2 separate regions of the Homo sapiens genome follow, and region 1 is linked to region 2. Evidence: chromatin contacts called from ENCODE Hi-C or POLR2A ChIA-PET data. All regions are on one chromosome and are shown on one strand. Each heading gives the region's core, a stretch centred on a gene start or an enhancer-like site at or near the end of the contact. The rest is flanking DNA. Distances are from core to core; before and after follow the strand shown. Region 1 holds the start of PSMA1 (proteasome 20S subunit alpha 1). Region 2 has its middle 58 kb from the start of RRAS2.

Region 1 (7,782 bases), core at 1,418-3,917, 110 kb after region 2:
ATGAGCTGCAAGCTCTGATTGCGCCCTCTAAATAGAGACATTATAAGATGTAAAAAAAAAAAAAAAAGAGACAAATGTAAAAATAAGTTTACAACCTTATTTTCTATGGTGAAATTTACATTGTTTTCTACAGAGGAAGACATATTTATTACTGTACTTACTTTCAATGCAACCAAAACTGCATGAGTTTTTGATTTCAGACCAACTGTGGCTGAACCTTGTTTAACAGCTTCCATTGCATATTCAATTTGATGAATCCTGCCCTAAAGAAAAAAAAAACAAAAAACACACATCTTAGAAGATCTTTTATAAATTAAAAATTAGGGTTTTCAAATATCAGGTGAGCACAGTTAAATCTCAACTGATTTTTTTTTTAATCAAGAGACCTTTTTTTTTTTTTGAGACAGGTTCTCACTCTGTCACCCAGGCTGGAGTGCAGTGGCACAATCTTCAGCTCAGTACAACCTCTGCCTCCTAGGCTCAAGCAGTCCTCTCACCTCACTGTCCACAGTAGCTGGGACTATAGGCAAGCACCACCACGCCCAGCTAATTTTTGTATTTCTTGTAGAGTCCGGGTTTCATGTTGTTCAGGGTGGTCTTGAACTCCAAGACTCAAGCAATCTACCTTCCTTGGCCTCCCAAAGTGCTGGGATTACAGGCATGAGCCACTGCACCCGGCTGAAAGCTTCTTTTAAAATAAATTTTCTTGTGTATATTTAACGTATGCAACATGATGTTATAAGATACACATATATAGTAGGGTCACTATCGCAGAATGAACACATCCGTTGTCTCACATAGTTACCCATTTTCCTCTGCTGTGGCAAGGGCTATAAACTACTCATTTAACAAAAATCTTGAATACAAAACACTACCTGCATTATTAACTGTAGTCTTCATGTTGTACATTAGATCTTTCCACTTGCTCAACCTACATATTTGCTACTTTGTATCTCCTCTTTTTTCCTCCCCACTGCCACCCCCTACCCTGGTAACCACTGTTTTACTCTCTCTATATATATATTTGCCCTTTTAAACAAAAGATTCCACATATAAGTGAGAGCATGAAACATTTTTCTTTCTGTTTCTGGCTTATTTCACTTAACATAATGTCCTCTAGGTCCATCAGGAAACCTATTTTAATTATAAATGCAACTTCCAAGAACGTCTAAAATAATTATATTCCATTTTCCCCAAGCCTACGCTCTCACAAGTTTCTAAATATATTGCAGCCACAAAAAGCCACTTCACAGAAAAGGTTTAAAAACATTATTTTACCTGGGGGCTCCAAACAGTGACATCATTGTCATACTGATTTCGAAACTAAAAGTAAAAGAAAAAAATACCTGTTAATAGAAGAACATTTCAAATCCCAACTCTTAACATTCATTAAGAAATATGCTTGTATTTCCATTCAATGTTAAGGCACTCTGTTCATGCAGTCTTACTGGAAGATTACTACTGTACTCAGATGTAAGCCAATTCTACATTTACCATAAACTCGTGGGAGAGGGAGAAGCAGATCTAAATGGGTCCTATTTTTCCAAACTCTTATTCTAACACCCTCCATATCAACCCCTTTAGGCTCAATTACTAAAGTTCACAATCAACTTTCTTGCCTATTTTTGCTTATGCTGCTCCCTTTTATTGGGCCCTAATAAATGGTTAAAAGTCTTCCTTTTCTTTAAGGTAGCTTAAATGTCGATTTCTTGAAGTCTTCTCCTTTTCTTCCCAAATCCCCCTAACATATACTCCCACAGCTCTTTATCTAAACGTCCCTTTCTGTTTTTATGATTAGGGACATGTATGACTTATTTTTTAATGTTCACTGTAGTTATGCCTGTACAAGTGCTGTCTGTATATTCACATTGAATGAACAAAAATGTCCTCACAAAGTTAGAGGTGGACACAAATAGCTGCAGCGATAGAACCATTACGGCTATTACGACTATTATAATAATAGTCATGGGAGTGAGATTGAGTGCTAGAATGGCAGACAGAACTGGAAACCCAGAACCCTATATTGTAACCCTGATTCCATCACTTCCCCTCTCAGCCTCGGCTTACTCATCCGCAACTAGGTGACTGGACAAAATGATTGAAAAGGGCCTCTTCTAATCGAAGTCTAGGCGAGAGATAAATAGACGGACCCACCAGGAAAACGGACGCTGTCCAGGAACACAAACCTGGGGGTCAAGTCCGCACTGGTGGTACAGGTAGGCCTCCAAGTCAAGTCTCTGTCTTCTCCTCTCCCATACACAGCACTAGGAGCTATTCTGGACCGCTCAGAATCTACTCCACTGAAGGAACCTGAGGGGCGAACTCATCTAGCTGACCGAGGAGGAAGTGTCGGAGGCTCCCCGGGAAGCGAAAGCGGTGGAAAGGCCGCACTGGCTACCGATAACCCCTAGCCCGGCCAGGCCGGAGATGCTGAATCACTGCCGGAGCCCGGCCGTCTGCCGAGGCTCTCATACCTCGTGGCACCGGGCGACGCTAAGGATGACAGGAGAGGTGGCTCGTCATCCCCCAGTCACCAGAGCTCTGCCCTAAACCTTCCAGAGATCGGGATTCAACGTACCATGGTGGCGGCGCGGGCCTGGTTGCGGCCTCCAGCAAAACTGAGAATCAAGGAGGTGCTGCCGAAAGTATCGCTCAGCGATCTACAGAGAAGTCTGCGGGAGTTTGACGGCGGCGGCGCAGGGTAGCGCAGTCTATTCCAGAGATATCGATAGGCTTGCAACACTTCCCCCTCCTTAAAACTTTCCGACCGCTCGGCGGCGGGCGGAGCCTCGGAAGATCTAGGAACTGAGACTGGCGGGAAAACCTGGCTGGGAGTGCCGGCGGCTGAGAGCTGCGGGGCAGCCCCTGTCACGTAGCCCTTCTAGGTTCCTGTGTATGGCGGATTCCCTCCAGTTTCTCCCGCTGGCGGGCTGCATCTAAAGTCGTCCGAGTCAACAGCCGTGACTCTGGGTGATACTAGCTCTCATTAACCGTCCACAGATTTGGGGTGTTATGTGACTGAAAGGAACGAGGCTGCAGGAAAGCCACAAGATAACGATCCGTTTCTGTGTGTCAGCTGTATTCTTCCTCGAGTATCTTGTTTGTGTACATGCTTTTATTTGCATTAAGGTTGGTGCAAAAGTAACTGCGGTTTTTGCCATTTGGCAAAATACTTTGGAATGCTCTTCCTTATTCCCTGGAGATGTTATCTTTCAAGGGTCTGTTGTCGTTAACCCCTCATTGTTATTATGATTGATTTCTTCCACCAGACTTTGAACTCCATGAGGGCGCTAATGTCTTTCTATGCCCCCAAAACCAAGCATGGTACCTGACAGATTAGGCCACTGAGAAAAAATGGACACTTTCTTTCGATTTATCTATTTCGTCTTTTGAGAGCATCTTTCCATAACGAAATAGTCTGACATCCACCGGCTATTTATATTCTTTGTAAAAAAGAGACTGGGTGTGGTGGCTCACGCCTGTAATCCCAGCGCTATTGGAGGCCGAGGGCGGAGGATCGCTTGAACCCAGGAGTTTGAGATCACTATATTATTTTAATACAGTGGGACCTCGTCGCTACAATAATAATAAGAATAAGAATAAGAATAAGAATAATAAAAAAAAAAGGCTGGGCATGTTGGCATGGGCCTGTGGTCCCAGCCACTCGGGAAGCTGATGTGGGAGGATCTCTTGAGCCAGGGAGATCGAGGTTGCAGTGAGCCATGGTCGCGCCGTTGCACTCCAGCCCGCCTGGGCAATAGAGATTCTGTTTCAAAAAAAAAAAAAGCCGGGCGCGGTGGCTCACGCTTGTAATCCCAACACTTTGGAAGGCAGAGGCGGGTGGATCACGAGGTCAGGAGATCGGACCATCCTGGCCAACATGGTAAAACCCCGTCTCTACTAAAAATACAAAAATTAGCCGGGCGTGGTGGCGTGCCTCAGGAGGCTGAGGCAGGAGAATCGCTTGAACCCGGGAGGCGGAGGTTGCAGTGAGCTGAGATCGTGCCACTGCACTCCAGCCTGGGCGACAGAGTGCGACTCCATCTCAAAAAAAAAAAAACAAAAAACAAAGTACTAAATTGTTCTCCAGAAATGTTTTACCAACATATACTCTCAACAGTAGTATATGAGGTTACCTTCTCTAATTCATCAACACTGGTTATTGTCGTATTTCTGAAAAACACTGTTGATTTGGTGGACTAAATTAACAGATTAAATTAATAGATTGTTCTCTTTCGTTTCTCCAGGACCTAGCACAATGCGTAGCACATATTAAGTGTTTATAAATAGTGCTAACTGATTAAATAAATGCTCATTTAAAAATTGTCATATACTACATAAACATTTTGAAAATTCTTTCCATATATATCTCTCTAGTCACATGCCTCACACAGATGTGTAATAAATATACAATTTTTAAAAATAAGATGATACTGTTTTTATTAATACACTTAAAAAGTTATAGCTATCATATGTCCATAAGTAATGGTCTATATTATTTTCAATAGTCGCATAGTATTTTATTGTATGGAAATATAATAATTTGCTTAATTATTAGTGTGCAATTCAATTGTTTCCAAGTTATTGGTATCATAAAAATACTATAATGAATATTCTTGTACATACACACCTATTGTGTGCATAATTACCTTACCTGATGAAGAATTCATAGAAGTAGAATTGTGGGGTCAAAGGGAACTTACATTTACAGTTATGATAAATATGGCTGAGTTGCAAAAAAAGTTATATCCATTTAATATTCTACGCTGCCTGAGAGTCAGTTTTCTCTGTATTCTTACCAACACTGGATATTATAAGTACTTTTTACTTTTATCAATTTGATAGGCCAAAAAAGAAAACCTGTTTCTTTAATTTTTAATTTTATTTATAGTTTTTTATTACTAGTAAAAAAATCTTTTGTTGTATTTCTTGGCTGTTTATGTTACTTTAGTGGATTGCCACTTCATTCCTTTCCTCATATTATTGTGTTAATCATTTTCTTACTGACTTGTAGGAGCTTCCTGTAATTAGGGATGGTAACCTCTTATTACTGTGTCACTTTTATAGAAAGGGCCTTTTGGATACAAATAAAAGAAACCCACTGAATCTAGTTTAAATAAAAGTTGAAGCACACATTGTAAATATGCAACAGGGAATCACATAAATATCCAAACATAATTTTTTGACTTTTTAAAAATTTACTGAGATATTCCTAGTACCTGAAACAAAGCCTGGCATATAGTAGGCACTCACTAAACATTTGTTGAATGAATGAGTGATAGATCTATCACTCCAAACCTGTCCTTCTGATAATTATTTCCTAAGCAAATATCTGGGGCTTTGCGATACATCCTTTATTCACAGCAATTGTCTGTACTCTTCAGAATGGCTGTTATCAAAGCTCTACTTGTAGACCAAAAGAAGGGGCATTTGGTTGACCTTTTTGTTAAGAATGAAAGTCCCAAGGGCTTATTAAAGGTTTATATGATTTTCAGCTCCTCTTTGTGTGTTTTGGGGATTTGGCTCAAGATACATCGTTAAAAACAACAACAACAACAACTTTTTTTTTAGAGACAGAGTCTAGCTGTGTAGCCCAGGCTAGAGTACAGTGGCATGATCATAGCTCACTGTAACCTTGAACTCCTGGGCTCAAGCCATCCTATTGCCTCAGCCTCCCAAGTAGCTAGGGCTACAGGTGCACACCACCATACCTGGCTAATTTTAAAATTTTTTGTAGAGACAGGGTCCTACTATGTTGCCCAGGCTGGTCATGAATGCCTGGCCTTAAAGTGATCCTCCCTCCTTGGCCTCCCAAAGTGCTGAAATTACAGGAGTGAGCCACCATACTCAGCTCCTCAGCTCTCAGGATACATTTTTTTTTTTTTTTTTTAAGACAGGGTATTTCTCTGTTGCCCAGGCTGGAGTGCAATGGCACAATCACTTCAGCCTGGACCTCCTGGGCCCAAGTGATCCTCCTACCTCAGCCTCCCAAGTAGCTGGGACTACAGGCAAGTACCCCCATGCCCAGATAATTTTATTTTTTTTGTAGAGACAAGGTCTTACTTTGTTGCCCAGGTTGGTCTCAAACTCCTGGACTCAAGCTATCCTCCTGCCTGGGCCTCCCAAAGTGCTGGGATTATAGGCATGAGCTACCATGCCCGGCCTCAAGATACATCTTGAGCATTAATCAGAAGCTGAAAAACTGATCAATAAAGATATTTTGTAGGAAGACTAGGTCAGCGAACATAGTACTACTTCTTTAAAGGTCATTGGAAGCCAGGCAAAGTGGCTCACACCTGTAATCCCGACACTTTTTTTTCTCCTGCTAATGCAGGAGAATTGCTTAGGGCCAGGAGTTACCAGCCTGAGCAACATAGCAAGACCCTGTCTCAAAAAAAAAAAAAAAAAAAAAAAAAAAAATGAAGGGAGGGAGAGAGAGAGGGAGGAAGAAAGGAAGGAAAGAAAATTAGCCAGGTGTAGTTGTATGCACCTGTAGTCCCAGCTACTCGAGAGGCTGAGGTGACAGGATCACATGAGCCCAGTGTCAGGCCTCTGAGCTCAAGCTAAGCCATCATATCCCCAGTGACCTGCACGTATACATCCAGATGGCCTGAAGCAACTGAAGATTCACAAAAGAAGTGAAAATAGCCTTAACTGACGAAGTTCCACCATTGATTTATTTCTGCCCCAACCTAACTGATCAATGTACTTTGTAATCTCCCCCACCCTTAAGAAGGTTCTTTGTAATTCTCCCCACCCTTGAGAATGTACTTTGTGAGATCCACCCCCTGCCCCCAAAACATTGCTCTTAACTCCACTGCCTATCCCAAAACCTCTAAGAACTAATAATGATAATCCACCACCCGTTGCTGACTCTCTTTTTGGACTCAGCCCGTCTGCACCCAGGTGAAATAAACAGCCATGTTGCTCACACAAAGCCTGTTTGGTAGTCTCTTCACACGGACACGTAAGACATTTGGTGCCGAAGACCCGGGTCAGCGGACTCCTTTGGGAGACCAGTCCGCTGTCCTCACCCTCACTCTGTGAAGAGATCCACCTATGACCTCGGGTCCTCAGACCAACCAGCCCAAGGAACATCTCACCGATTTTAAATCGGGAGCCCACTGGAAATCAGACTATCCAACTTGCCTGGCAGCCACTCCCAGAGCCCCTGGAACTCTGGTCCAAGGCTCTGACTGACTCCTTCCCAGATCTCGGCTTAGCGGCTGAAGACTGACACTGCCCAATCTTCTCGGAAGCCTCCTGGACCATCACACTTACAGTGGAGGGTAAGTCCGTCTCCTTCTTAATCAATAGGGAGGCTACCCACCCCTCATTACCTTCTTTTCAAGGGCCTGTTTCCCTTGCCTCCATAACTGTTGTGGGTATTGACGGCCAGGCTTCTAAACCCCTTAAAACTCCCCCACTCTGGTGCCAACTTGGACAACATTCCTTTATGCACTCTTTTTAGTTATCCCCAACTGCCCACTTTCCTTATTAAGCCAAGACATTTTAACCAAATTATCTGCTTCCCTGATTATTCCTGGACTACAGCCACACCTTATTGCCACCTTTTGCCCCAGTTCAAAGCCTCCTTCACATCCTCTCCTTGTATCTCCCTACCTTAATTCACAAGTATAGGACACCTCTACTCCCTCCTTGGCGACCGATCATGCACCCCTTACCATCCCATAAAAATCTAATCACCCTTACCCCGCTCAACGCCAATATCCCATCCCACAGCACGCTTTTAAAGGATTAAAGCCTGTTATCAGTTGCCTG
Region 2 (7,669 bases), core at 378-2,877:
CTCTTTCAAACATTTTTAATGTTCAAATTAAATTGGATCACTCTTTGCTCAAAAAATCAAACAGCCTCCCATTACAGAGTAAATTTCGGAGCTCTTACCGCAGTCCACAAGGCCCCATGTCATCTGGCCCCTGGCTACTTCTCTGACCTCATTTCTGCCATTCATTCAGTCAGCCACACTGACCTCGTATTCTTGGAACATTCCAAGCAAGCTGCTACCTCAAAGCCTTGGCTCAACCTACCTAGAATGCTTCATTCCTCACACATCATTCCTCAGAAGGGCCTTCCCAGGCCACCCTATATAAAATATAAAATAGCAGCTCTGTTTGGTCTTCCAAATAAGTTTTAGAATCAGCTAGAAAAATTAAACACACACACACACACACACACACACACACACACACACACATTCAGAATATTGATTGGGATTGCATTAAATTTCTAGAATAATTTGGAAGAACTGACATCTTTATCATATTGAGTTTTCTTCCCATCCATGCTGGATCTTATTTGTTTAGGTTTTACTTTATAGTTTTCATTAAAATTATATAATTTTCTTGATAAAGACTAGGCGTACATCTTTTATGAGATTTATTTCTACACGTAAACAATGTTGTTGCTTTTGAAAGGTTATCTTTTAAAACATTATATAGAAAGTGCTTGCTATAATCCTGTTTTTATTTTTAATATTATTTATTTATGCCCTCTCTTCTTTTCTTCATGGTGAGTCTTACTGGTATCAGAGGGATGTTAAAGAACTACTAGCACCTAATGGAGACATTCTTCTTGATATAATCAAAAGTATTGAAAAGGAATGAAAAAGGGGGTAATTAAATATTCTTTAATGCTGATATTCATGTGGAAACTTAAAATTATTTTCTGTCCTACCAATGCTATATGACTTCCATACGGGGAAACATTGATTTATTAAATGTCATAACCACATTGAAATGCCTTTAGGGCTGTCAGTTGCTTTGGCTCACCTCTAGGGCCTGTCTTTAGCTCGGGAGTAACAGAAGGATCTGGGTTAGGAGACATGGGTGTGAAAGGTATCCCAGAGAAGAGGGGGATCCTAGAGTCTGGATAAGCTGGGAGGCCCCCTCTCAACACCCCATAGAGATGTGCTGTCTCTATGAGAAGTTGTTCAAACAGAGGGGTTGCCTAGGGCAAGGATCGGAGGTGGAGGGAGCAGGGGGTGGCACAGGCTTCCCTCCCTTTCCCCACCAAAGACTCAGGCTCTGGGTGTGAAGCAGGAAATGGGGTCTTCTTAGAATTGTTGAGGTTTCCTGGAAGCCTGTGAGGGCTGAGACCATCTGGCTTTCTAAAGTTCACTTTCTGGTGGAGGAGGGACCCCTATCTGGGGACATAGGCTCACTAGTTATAGATACTGAGGCCCTGGGGGTACAGATGCTGGACTGGAGGAAGAGGCTGTTAGCCCTGGACTCTTCCAGTCTCCACTGCTATTTACCCATGACCACACACTCCCTGTCCTCTGGTCAGTCTTTGCAGCCTGTGCTTGTCAAATCAAACTATGTGTTCTGGGAAATATGAGCATTTTAAGGCTCCGCCTTATCTGATAAACCCTTGAACTGAAGAAGGCAGGAAGCCACAGGCTCCTGGGTGGGCAGTACCTACCTGGGGTTACCCCCGACCTCAGAGGGGAAGGCAGCTGTTCTGAGTCATCAAGTAAGCCTAACAACTAACACCCACTTACACGTTCACATCATCAGAGAGGGAGGCGAAGGCCAAGTTGAATGCCTGGAACGGGGGCACTGAGAAGAGCAAAGGCTTTGGGATGACAGGGCCCAGGTTCTAGTTCTGGCTCTTCCACCTCCTAGCCATATCTATTAGATAACCTCTCTCAGTCTCTGAAAGCCCAATAACACCATGGTGCAATGCGATCCCACTAAAAAAAATTGTAGGCTAGGTGCAGTGGCTCACACCTGTAATCCCAGCACTTTGGGAACCTGAGGCAGGAGGATCACTTAAGGTCAGGAGTTTGAGACAAGCCTGGGCAACGTGGTGAAACCCCATCTCTACTAAAAATACAAAAATTAGCCGGGCGTAGTGGCGTACTCCTACAGTTCCAGCTACTTGGAAGGCTGAGGCAGGAGAATCGCTTGAACCAATGAGGCAGAGGTTGCAGTGATCCCAAACTGTGCCACTGCACTCTGGCCTGGGAGACAGAGCCTTGCTAAAAAAAAAAAAAAAAAAAAAAAAAAAAGTAATATTTTGTAAGCTCATATGAATTTTATAATTAAGAAAAGAACAATGGTAACAGTTTATTGTAAAGTGCTAGACAAATACATATTTTCTATTGTTATTTTTATCATTGTTCCTTTGTCCAGTCCTACAGTCAGAAAATATCACATAAGAAAACAATGCCTTCTTACATGTCCCTTACTAGAGGCAGACAGATTTTAGGGTGGGAGTGGTATGGGAGAAAGCAGAGGCTTTTCTCTTAAAATTTAAAAATATTCATACTAAAGAGGACTTCAAAGAGGTTACAAACCCAGGGCCAGGCACAGTGGCTCACATCTATAATCTCAGCTCTTTGGGAGGCCAAGGTGGAAGGGTCACTTATGCCCAGGAGTTTTAGACTAGCCTTGGCAACACAGCAAGACTCCATCTCTACAAAAAATAAAAAATTAGCCGGGTGTGGTGGTGTGGGCCTGTAGTCCCAGCTACTCAGGAGGCTGAGGTGGGAGGATCACTTGAGCCAGGGAGGTCGAGGCTGCAGTGAGCCATGATCACACATCTGCACTCAGCCTGGGTGACAGAGTGAGACCCTGTTTCAAAAAAAAAAAAAAAAAGAGGATACAAATCCGGGAAGCCATGGAATGGTAGACATGGAAGCACCTACAGTAATACACTCCGTATGGATTTCTCAAACACGTATGTAAAAACATAAATGAAGTTCTCAAAAAAATGAGATGTCCTGTCTTAAATATTTGCAGGATATAAGGGTCACTCAGCTCTTTTAGCTTTATTTGAACACAAAATATTTAATATTTTGCATGTAGAGAATAAGAGGTAGTCAGCATGAAAAGGGAGAAGAAAAAGATTTGCAATCAATGCTGTGTAGGAAGAAAGCAAAATGACAAATATGAGCCTACTCAGCAGATGGATATTAGAGAGACTGAGGAATAGACAAGGGGCAAATAGATAGAGAGACAGAGCAGAAAGAGGAGAAACGAAGCTGTGAAAGCAGAGACCATTCCCAGGCCCCATAGCTGGGTGACAACCTCTGAGATGATCCAAGGAGTCTGGCTCTGATTAGAAGACTTTATTCACTCAACAAATTGTTATGTTGTGCATACTGTGGGCCAGGACTCTTCTAGACATTAGAAGTACAAAACTGAACAACTCCAAACCTCTACTCTCATGTAATTTATATTTTAGAGGGAGAAGACATAATAAACAAGTAAAGCTAAAAGTATGACATGTCAGGTGGTGATAAAACTTTAGATAAAACTAATGCTGAGCGAGGGCGACAGGAAGCGCAGAGGAGAGGAATGAGGGAGAGAGGTGGGAGCCATGTGCTATTCTCTGTAGCTGATTCCATTGTCAGCCTCACCAGGAAGGAACCATTTGAGCCATGGCCTTAAAAGACCCATGTGAACTCACATGCAAAAAAATGCAATAGGAATCATCACAAAAGATGCAGTTGATTGTCCAGCCAACATCCAGTTATTCCTTCCTTCTCTCTCACAGAACCCTTCTCCCTTTGCCAAGATGCTGCCGTGTGATGAGGAGAAAGCTGGGCTCAATCTCTAATCCCAGAGGTGGATCCTGTTAGATCCCAATTAGTCTAGGTCAATTATGGCTATCCAACTCCACTTACCAGTGAGTGTGTTAGGAAGCCAGGCTTAAGCCAATCAACATAGGGAATCCCCCTGATCACTGTCATTGGTCCAGAAGCAGGCACATACCCTAAACTAGCCTAAGCATATTGAAAGGAAGGGTTTATATTTCTGTTTGGGGAGGAGATTTTTTTCTCTGTTAGATGAATGTGAACAAGGAAGCATGTTGTCACAGTTGCTCAGGACACAGTGACACAGCCGTCTCTGGACAATGAGGGAAGCTAGCCTGTAGACAGAGCCAATACAAAGAAGAGGGCAGAGCTGGGAGCACTACAGAGAAATGGAGTCAGAGCCCCGATTATTCCATGCCTGGGGCCTGCTCTACTTCAACACTCCCCATTATGTACTGTGAAGAATCTCCTTACTGTTTAAGCCAGTTCGAGTTAGGTTTTCTGTTCCCTGGTCCTTAAAGGTTCTTAACTGACAATAAAAATAATAGCAGCTAACATTTCTTGAGAATTGGCTTGTGGAGGCTCACACTTTATACTGGTAATTTTTAAAAATGTTCTAAACAACCTTACAAGGCAAATGCAACTACTGTGCTTATTTGTAAGACACAAGTGATTCTGCTAAAGGTCATTTGGGTGGTTAAGTTGCAGAATGAAAATCTGTCAGAACTCAGAGCCTGTGCTCTTAATCACTGTAGTGATTCCATCCATATGTGAGGCAGAGGAAAACAGGAAGGAGATTGTGAAGAAGTCCCAGGAAGAAGAGGAGATAGAGATATTATTAATTATATTAATATAATTATATAATATTGCTATCTCCGCCTGGAACCTCATCCCTGGGACAGTTTTTCTCTGCCTAGGAACTTTTTTTTTTTTTTTTTTGAGACGGAGTCTCGCTCTGTCACCCAGGCTGGAGTGCAATGGTGCGATCTCGGCTCACTGCAAGCTCTGCCTCCCAGGTTCACACCATTTTCCTGCCTCAGCCTCCCGAGTAGCTGGGACTGCAGGTGCCTGCCACCACGCCTGGCTAATTTTTTTTGTATGTTTAGTAAAGACGGGTTTCACTGTGTTAGCCAGGATGGTCTTGATCTCCTGACTTCATGATCCTCCTGCCTTGGCCTCCCAAAGTGCTGGGATTACAGGCGTGAGCCACCGCGCCCGGCCATTCTCTGCCTAGGAGCTTCTTTTTGTTAAGAACTCGACTCAGATCTATCTTCTCCTCTAAGAAGCTTCCCCACATTCCCAGCTCCCCAGATCTCCAACCTTCTGGGATCCCACAGAAATGTGTTCAGATTTCTATTATAGCCCAGGTTATTTTATAATATGTTTGTTTTCATACCTTCTCCTTTTACTAAACTCAGAACTCCTTGAGGGCAAGCACTTCGATCGGTTATTCCTTGTGGTTCCCGTGCTCAGCTTAGCTCATCGTAGGTGCTCAGGAAAAGTGGGATTGAATGAAGTGAGCATCCATCCATCAAACATCACACCTTGAGCACCCTCTGTCTTATCAGGAACTGTGCTACACCCTAAGGAGTTATATGGTTAAAAAGATCAGGCTTCTGTCCTCTGGAAGTTTATAAACAAATTGAGGATGCGTTTGTATCTTTCAATTATATATTACAGAAACCCAACTCAAACTAGTTTAAGAAGTAAAAAAAGAATGTGGGTAGGGGGCAGAATTAATTTGCCCCAGGCATGTGATCAGGAGAAAGCTGGGCTCAATCTCTAATTCCAGAGGTGGATCCTCTTAGATCCCAATTAGTCTAAGTCAGTTATGGCTATCCAACTCCACTTACCAGTGAGTGTGTCAGGAAGCCGGGCTTAAGATTACCTCCAGCTTCAGGAATCACTGAATCTAAGATCCAAGGATTTCCAACAATATTATTCTCAAAATTACATCTCTTTCTATAACTTGCTCTTGTGTAGCTGCATTCTCAGGATTTTTTTTCCATGTGAAAGTACTTCACAGCTCCATGTTTGCATCCAATCACAGCAATTAGAGCTGCTTGTTCCAATCTTTCCAGCAAAAGTAATTCCCAATGGTTCATCTGCCCTTCACAGAACCCTTCACAGTGACTCTGATTTAAAAGTCCTAAGTCACATGCCTGCCTCTGGATTTTGAGGTGGGGTTAACCCCATCCAAATCATATCGACTAAAAGTGAGGGAACGTGGTCCCCCAGAGGAAAATCAAGTTGCTGTTACCAAAGTGGGAGATGATGCTGGGCAGGCAAAAACCAACATGTCCTCCATACAGGAGATGTCTTATACACTAATAATTATGGCAAGGCCAGGAGTGATGCCTTTCTTGAGAGCTTACAGTCAAAGATTAGATAGAATAAATGGATCATTTCAAGGACAGCTGTCCATGAACGCCTCTTAGGAGAAAGTCTATGAACTTGGTCTTCTGGATAGTAGAATTATGGTAGGTGAAGATGAAAAAGCCTTTCAGATAATGTGGAAAGGCATGAACAGAGGCAGAGAGGCAGGGATACTTTGGAGATTTTCCAAGTTTGGTGGGAAATTTTGGGAATTAAGGCTGGAACATTGGTCAGGGGCTAGACCCATAATCTAGTAATGTACTAACCCTTTATTCAGATGTCTTTCACATATAATCTCAGAAAGAGTATACTAATTTTGGTGGGGACCAAGAATAGGACAATTCTTCCCATGTTACCGATTGCGTGTTACCCAGTACAAGAGACACCTGCTGAGAGAGAGATCACAGTGCCCAGACAGAACAGCACGAGTACCCCAGTGTTCTGCCTTTCAGTCCAGGACTGTGCCCCTCCTCCCAACAAACTCCCTCTCCTCCACATAGAGAGAAAATGAAGTCTGGGGTTGGAAGTCACCAGGACAGCAGCTGTGGCTCAGCCCCATGGCCAGCCTGAAGGATCCTCTGGAGGAAGCTGTGGGAACTACCACCTAGGCAGAGAGCAGGTATCTGAGTTGCATAATGGCTAAGAGCAGACTCCAGAGTCAGACAGGCCGGGCATTTATCACCAGTTTCATGACACGATGTTACCTTGGACAAATCATGACTTTTCTGAGCCTTAGTTCCCTCATCTGTAGAACAAGGATGGTTAATAAGATCTGAATGAGGTAATGCATATTAAGAAGTTAGCACAATGTGGCGGGGCCTCGTGGCTCACGCCTATAATCCCACCACTTTGGGAGGCTGAGGCAGGAGGATCACTTGCGGTTAGGAGGATCACTTAAGGTCAGGAGCCTAGGCAACATGGTGAAACCCCGTCTCTACTGAAATACAAAAATTAGCTGGACATGGTGGTGCATGCCTGTAATCCCAGCTACTTGGGAGGCTGAAGCAGGAGAATTGCTTGAACCCAGGAGGAAGAGGTTGCAGTAAGCCAAGATCATGCCACTCCACTCCAGCCTGGGCAACAGAGTAAGGCTCTGTCTCAAAAAAAAAAAAAAAAAAAAAAGGAAGTTAGCACAATGTCTGTTACATAGGGTGTGCAATAAGTGGGATATTGAGGGCATTACAGTGTGGTACAGACCCTTGAGTCAGATTGACTTCCCAAGGTCAAATCCTGGTCCCATTTTAATTGTTCTATAATGTACTTTCCACACCTCCCCCCCCGTTCCCCCACATTTTAAACATCTCTGAAATCAGAATGCACCTCAGCATTGTAACATGGTTTAATTGTCAGTTATTATCTCTTAGAATATATGAGATAATAGCCTGTCTTTACACTTGATCTCTTATGTTGGGCAAATTACTTAATCTCTTGGTACCTCAGTTTCTTCAGTTGTAAAATAGGGATAATAATAGTGTCTACTTATAAAGTTGTGAAGACTAAATTAGACTTGCTTTGGAAATTTCTGGCACACAATAAGGGC

What was found. Hi-C counts contacts between places; a loop is a spot of excess contacts on that map. ChIA-PET counts read pairs that join two places held with the same protein, here RNA polymerase II (POLR2A). Pooled maps may share reads with other maps.
Region 1: a pooled map shows a loop between it and region 2 (8-fold over the local background). The contact joins the promoter of PSMA1 here to the enhancer-like site in region 2. A Hi-C loop is called at or near these places in 8 of 50 pooled maps. POLR2A ChIA-PET finds 5 or more read pairs at or near these places in 5 of 52 experiments (H1, HEK293, Panc1 and 2 more).

Annotation. Positions count from the first base shown.
Region 1 is chr11:14,517,719-14,525,500 of GRCh38, forward strand. It overlaps PSMA1 (proteasome 20S subunit alpha 1), which reads right to left and starts at 2,668. Exons shown (of 10, transcript NM_002786.4): 1 at 2,579-2,668; 2 at 1,279-1,323; 3 at 162-263; 4 at 1-27. The coding sequence starts at 2,581. RefSeq lists enhancers at 2,461-3,075, 2,610-2,799.
Region 2 is chr11:14,413,709-14,421,377 of GRCh38, forward strand. No RefSeq gene overlaps it. Among named protein-coding and RNA genes, the nearest start is that of RRAS2, 58 kb to the left of the region's middle. Within about 2 kb of position 1,628, at least 5 of the 41 ENCODE cell types and tissues checked have a DNase peak (open chromatin) inside an H3K27ac peak, as active enhancers do.